Linked DNA regions of Mus musculus: region 1 is linked to region 2. Evidence: chromatin loops called from intact Hi-C (ENCODE). Cell type or tissue: heart. All regions are shown on one strand. Each heading gives the region's core, and the rest is flanking DNA. Links, peaks and the distances in the headings are about the cores only. Region 1 overlaps Pcbp3 (poly(rC) binding protein 3). Region 2 overlaps Col18a1 (collagen, type XVIII, alpha 1).

The links. A loop is a pair of places that touch in the nucleus more often than their neighbours do. Peaks named below come from ENCODE experiments on the same cell type or tissue, not always from the same donor. Only the 100,000 strongest peaks of a DNase experiment are listed, where the experiment ranks them.
Region 1: it touches region 2 in a loop (6-fold over the local background); 28 of 42 quality-filtered maps call a loop at or near these places.

The regions. Positions count from the first base shown.
Region 1 is chr10:76,834,274-76,837,179 of GRCm38, reverse strand. All of the region lies in intron 2 of Pcbp3 (poly(rC) binding protein 3), which reads left to right. Among named protein-coding and RNA genes, the nearest start is that of Col6a1, 110 kb to the right of the region's middle. In heart, for the core only: no CTCF peak of the experiment used is centred there; a DNase peak (open chromatin) is centred at 1,319.
Region 2 is chr10:77,068,468-77,071,373 of GRCm38, reverse strand. Col18a1 (collagen, type XVIII, alpha 1) reads left to right here. Exons shown (of 42, transcript NM_009929.3): 21 at 28-63; 22 at 324-413; 23 at 1,395-1,424; 24 at 1,528-1,554; 25 at 1,876-1,938. Among named protein-coding and RNA genes, the nearest start is that of Slc19a1, 37 kb to the right of the region's middle. In heart, for the core only: a CTCF peak has its summit at 1,101 (motif pointing right); no DNase peak of the experiment used is centred there.

The DNA.
Region 1 (2,906 bases), core at 269-2,768, 230 kb after region 2:
TGTTAGTTTTCCCACGAAGAGAGACTGTTCTGGATGTTGTTCACTGGTGAGGCCAAGAGGCTGACCCATGCATGCACTTTCTCACCCGTACTGACACAGCAGAGACTGCATCTGGCTCAGTGCTTCCAATGGCACCGGCACTTGGATGTTGGCTGGGTGGATGGGTGTGTCATTGACCTGTCCATCCATTTACAGTAGAAATAGCGTGGGCTTGTCAAGGGGTTAAGTTCCCTTGTCTCTGTGACTTTAAGTCCCCAACGGCAGGCTGACGCTGCGGTTCTTCCAGGGGCTATTTGTCTGGAGTGGGTGTGGTCCTCAGAGATCCTACCTGACCTTTCCTGTCCAAGACCAAGGAAGAAACCAAAGTGCGTGGTTCTGGTGCCTGGCAAGTGTCTCCACCCCAGTGTTATGATTATTTGTGGGTGGAAATGTCCAGCTGTTACATGACAGCACCATGGCCTTGTGAAGCAGCCTGGGGCAAGAGTTCCACTGGTCACATCAGTTGGGGTTCATGATCGTGTTTAGGTCCCCTGAAATGGGCGTCTAGCAGTCGCTGCAGACCAACATTGACTGCTTTCTGCTTTCTGCTTTAGGCCCCTTTAGGCAAGGACTGAGAGAATGTTCCTTACACATTGTAAGATCTTCTTCCATGGAACCCAGAATCCCTCTCAGTTCCCCTTTCAATTGTGGGCTTTGCTCAGCAAGCATCTTGGACCTACAGCCTGAACCATACATTTCCAGCAGTCATTGTCATAAATGTCTAAGCCTTGAGGGTACCACGGCCACAGGGACAACATACCCTGCTGACCCAGGCAGGGCTGACTATCAGAAAACTGTACCCACTATTCCACATTCCATTTTGCCACTTCGGTCTTTGATGCTTTGGAACCCCACCCCCACCCAAATAGCAAGACTGGGCCTTGGTGCTGCCTACAGTGAAAGTGAATGGTGTCACAGAAAGGCGTCATTGATCCGGGAAAGTGGTAACAGGCCATGGGCACTGACTGAAGTCACGCAAACACTGTGACACCTTGTTGAGATGAATTAGGCCAGCACACACTTTCTAGACTAGCCTGGAAGGAAACAGTTTCAGTTCTGTAGCGTGGTTCACTTCTGCCCTGGGAGCTAGAAATAGCTGTGGGCGATAAAGTATGGGAATGTGGGTGATTCCTGTTCACATTAGAATTATAGAGGCAGGTGCTGTGAGGGCTCAGTGCTGGGCTGTAGCCAAAGCCCAGGGCATAGTTTTGACTTTGAGGAAAGGGAGATTGCTGTGCGTGAGCAGGCCATGGTGCTCTGCTGCCACCTAGTGGCACTGATTCCACATACGCAATGACTCCTGGTATTTTTATAGTTTGCGCTTCATCAGCAAGGGTTATGAGCATGTGTTTCTGGAGTTGTTAAGTATGGAAGTCCTGCTGACCACAGCACCCAGACTACAGTAGCCAGCCTTCTTTGGGGAGGCTGGGGCTGCATCTGGGGTTAGCACCCTCACGTGCAGGGCACAGATCGGGCCTACGGCTGTGAGCTGTGTAGAGAGCCCTTAGTATATTTCATCCATCAGCTCATGGTCAGAGCTAGCATGCCTGAAGCTACATCTCTGCCGGCTTGAGTTTTTCATGTTTCTGAGGTAGAATTGCTTCTTCAGTGTGTGCTTCGTTAGTTGTGTCCCTGAACAGGCTTCCTCCTCTCTTTGCTGCGCTCTAAGCTAGACCTCGTCCCTGGAGTAAGCAAGAGGAAAGTTTGCTCAGTTAAAGTTCGTTCCTTGGATGGCTTCTGCTGGAAATCATCGTCTGTTGTAAAAGGACCAGTCATTATTCATAGCTCATAGGACGCAGCTCTTGAAATTCTCCTACCAAGGCTGGCTCACAAAGACCCTCATGGCCACATGGCCCAGGCTCATCATTGGTCCCTGGTCTCACACATGCTGGGGTCTGCAGCCCTGTGCTTGCTGCCCTTTTCTGAGTCCCCTCAGGACTCATTACTGCCAGCAGGTACCCCCATAACCACACAAGCACTTCTACTCCCTGAGCATCTCGTCCTGTTGAGACTCCCACCCAGGCATGGCTGGGAAAATCCAGAGGTAGTGGGTAAAGCCAGCTGGTTGCTGGTTCCCTTATAATGGAAGAGCCCCTCCGTGAACTGGGATGGGAAGGGCTTCATCATTAGACTGTATGGCCAAGTTGTGTTGATTCCAAATGTGCCATGCGTGGTAGGCAGATCCAAGGAATATGGCTGCCTGTGCTTATTTGGCCCCACCTTTTCTTCCAGCCTGTGGGTAGACTCTGGGGCAAGGGGACATGGGATGAGGTTGTGGATCTTCATATTCTATTCTGAGATGGAAAACATTTCGGGGTTCCTAGGGAGAAAGAAGGCCACACATATCTTTGCTCAGAGCTTGTGAGTTGTGCCTAATTTACCACCTCAGCTTCTGGCCAGCCATGACCTTCCTACCATAGCTCTCGCCCCGTGAGCCCCTTTCTCACCAGCCTGTCCACATTTCCTCCACACTTGAGATTATCTCTGGGCTTTTTGCAGTATACAGTCAAACCTGGCATGCTGAAAGCATCAGATAGTTTGCTAGACATTCATAGTAAGCAGCCAGGCCACCTGAAGCTACATGTGCGTCTTACAGTGCTTCCTCACTAAAAACCCATGTACGAAAAGAAACTCCAGAAAATTCTTGTTGCTTTGGTGCCTGCTGATGACCCTCTCTGCCAGCTCAGATGCCCTAGGCCTTTGCAGTGTGAAATTCACCCTCCTGCCTGTCCTAGAAGCTGCTCTGTTTGCCACACATAACAAAGGGGAAGCCTGCTTTAACTTTCTGCAAACTGGAAGGTGGTGGTCCAGACCCTGTTTCACCAGGTTATGGTAACTGGCAACAGCTTTAGCTCTTGCCTGCCAAC
Region 2 (2,906 bases), core at 125-2,624:
ATAATGACTCATTTCCTATCTCTTCAGGGGCCAAAAGGAGAGAAAGGGATGCCGGGAGAAAAGGTAAGTATCTGTTAGCCATAGCTACACAGTGGACAAAGAGTTGAGCTGTCCAGACCTCAGGGTGGGGAAATCCCATCATGCCCCAGGCCCAGGCCCAAACCACCCAGCTGCCCGTATAATATCAGAGCTAAGCAGAGACCCTTAAGTCAGCAGGGGATAGCTCTCAGCTTCTCTCTACAAACCTAGTACCTGGACTATGGGTGGGCTCTGGGGTCCTGGCGAGTAACTGAAATGTTCACCTTGCTGCCGTTCTCTTCCAGGGAAACCCAGGAAAAGATGGAGTGGGCCGGCCGGGCCTCCCTGGGCCTCCAGGACCTCCAGGGCCTGTGATCTATGTGTCAAGTGAGGATGTAAGTATACTGGAGTGCTGCAGGGCTCATCCCTCGGTCTAGGGACTGCCTAAAGATGGTCCAACTGCCTCATCAAAAGGACATGAGAGGCTCTGGCTTCCCGGGAAAAAGCTGTGTTGGCTACAGGTCCTCTCCTTGCCAAAGCGTCTAGGCCTTCTTGGCTGTAAAGGCTACCATTGCCCCTTTGTGGTGGCTGTAGCAACATATTCAAAGGGCCTCGCCCCAGAGAAAATGGGTCCCTCACAGCCCCACCACAGAACCCAGAAGCCAAGCTGCTGCCCAGGCTCACTCCTCTGCAGGGAGAAGCCTGGGTAGGAGATGCAGGGCCCAGGGGAGCTGAGAAGGTAGGGGAGAAGCTTCTCAGGGACAGAGCCAGAGCACGGTTGGGCTTGTAACTAGGCCCAAGTCCCAGCTGTAGATGTCACCTATGATCCCCGCTGGTTACTTCACCTTCTGGAGTCTCTGTTCCCTCATTTCTGACATGGGCACAATATAGTCCTGAGAGCAAGGCTGTGAGTGGTCACAAGAGAGCCTGGGCCAGGCCCTCATGCCTCCAGGAGTGAGCCAGACACCACAGAAGGTGGCGCTGCAGTGAGGGGGGCGGGGCAAGGTCAAGGGCTCTGAGATCAAAAGCTGCAGCTCTTTATTCTGGGGACATTGGCATGACAGACACAGGGGAAGGCCTCCAGTAGATGGCGCTGCCTTCCCAGGATGACCATATGCAGCAGGATCTGTATGTAACAGGACTGGAGAGCAACCCCAAGCTGGGAAGGGGGACTCCCCACAAAATGGGTCAGCTGTTAGCTGGGCACCTGCAGAGAGAACCCAGGCATATCGCTAAAAATAACAGTTTTCCTCTAACTTACACTTTGGGCTAACTTTGCTGAGCTTGGGGCTAATGTGGCACCAGGTGACTTTCAACTCAAAGGCACCTTTCTTTTCTTCCTCTCTAATTTGTATTTCCTGGTGACGTGGGGACAGAAAGCAATAGTGAGCACGCCAGGACCTGAGGTGAGTGGCATCTTACTTGTAAGTGCACAGAGGGTCGTGGCTGGGTGAGAACACCAGGGAGAACAGTGTGTCCCCAAAATTCATGGTGACCTTCTTTCCACAGGGCAAGCCAGGGTACGCAGGCTTTCCTGTAAGTAGCTTTGTTTCTGAGGTCCATGCTTGTCCAGGACACCCTGACACTGGGGCTGAGGGTGGGCTATGTTATTGTTGTACACAGGACAGCAGTGTAAGCTTGGGTGGGGACAGTCTCTATCCTTGAGGACATGATGCTATCGGGAAGATAATAAGGTCTGGAAGATGTAGCTTGGTGTCCTTGTCACCTGTAATTGTTCAGGACTCTGAAGGGTTGGCACGTGACCAGGGAGCAAACACAGGGCAAGGGATATGGGCGTTACAGGAACTAAGGAACACTGGGTCATGGATCCTCATTGCAATCTGGTCGTTACTACAGGGACCTGCTGGACCGAAGGGTGACCTGGGTTCCAAAGGCGAGCAGGGTCTTCCGGGGCCCAAGGTAAGGGGCTGGGGTGCCTTCTGCTCATTTCTCAGGCCCAGGGTGCAGCCTTATTGTTGAACTGTCCTGTCACAGGATTTTCCATGTCCAATTACATTAGTGCAGAGGAGGTCTGTGATTGGATGGGGAAAAGGGGGCGGGGCTAGGAGTTGCAGAGAGAGGGAGTGTCCCAGAGGGTAGGGAGAAGAACCAAGATGGCTTTGGACATGTATCTGTGTGGCATTTACCAGCCACAAGTAGCTATGATTTCACAAGGTTAGAAATAATTGGAATCAAGCTTTTATCAGTATCAGTTGGCTCTGAAATTATTGTACTGGCATCTTGTAAATTGTGATTTTTTTTCTTTTGTTTTTAAAGTTTTTTTTATTCATTTAATATATATGAGTATACTGTTGCTGTCTTCAGACACACCAGAAGAGGGCATCAGATCCCATTACAGATGGTTGTGAGCCACCATGTGGTTGCTGGGAATTGAACTCAGGACCTCTGGAAGAGCAGTCAGTGCTCTCAACCTCTTAATCATTGAGCCGTCTCTCCAGCCCAAATGGATACATACATCTGATTGGTTAATTAAGCTTTAAGAGTTTTGATTTACTTGGTTACTGGAATGTGGGACTGCCGGTTATAGGGGATTACAGTGGAGAGGGAACTAGTGGCTCTCGGGACAAGCGAGCCAGATGCTGCGGGGGCTAGCCTCAGAGAGTTGGCAGGTCCATTTTTTTTTAATATTTCCCGAAACACTGCACAGACCTGCTATAGGCAAGATATTCTATCTTATCTACCCAGATGACGGCCCTGGGGGCAGGCTGGGCCCTGAGGGTACTGGGATATGCCATTTCTATTACTCTATCGCAGAGCACTCTGGTCAAACTCCCCATAGTAGACCAAGACCCCCTTGCTGCTTCTTTTGTGTGGGTATCTGAAGACCAGTGGCTGAGCCCTGACCTGTCCTTCCTGCCTTGCCATTC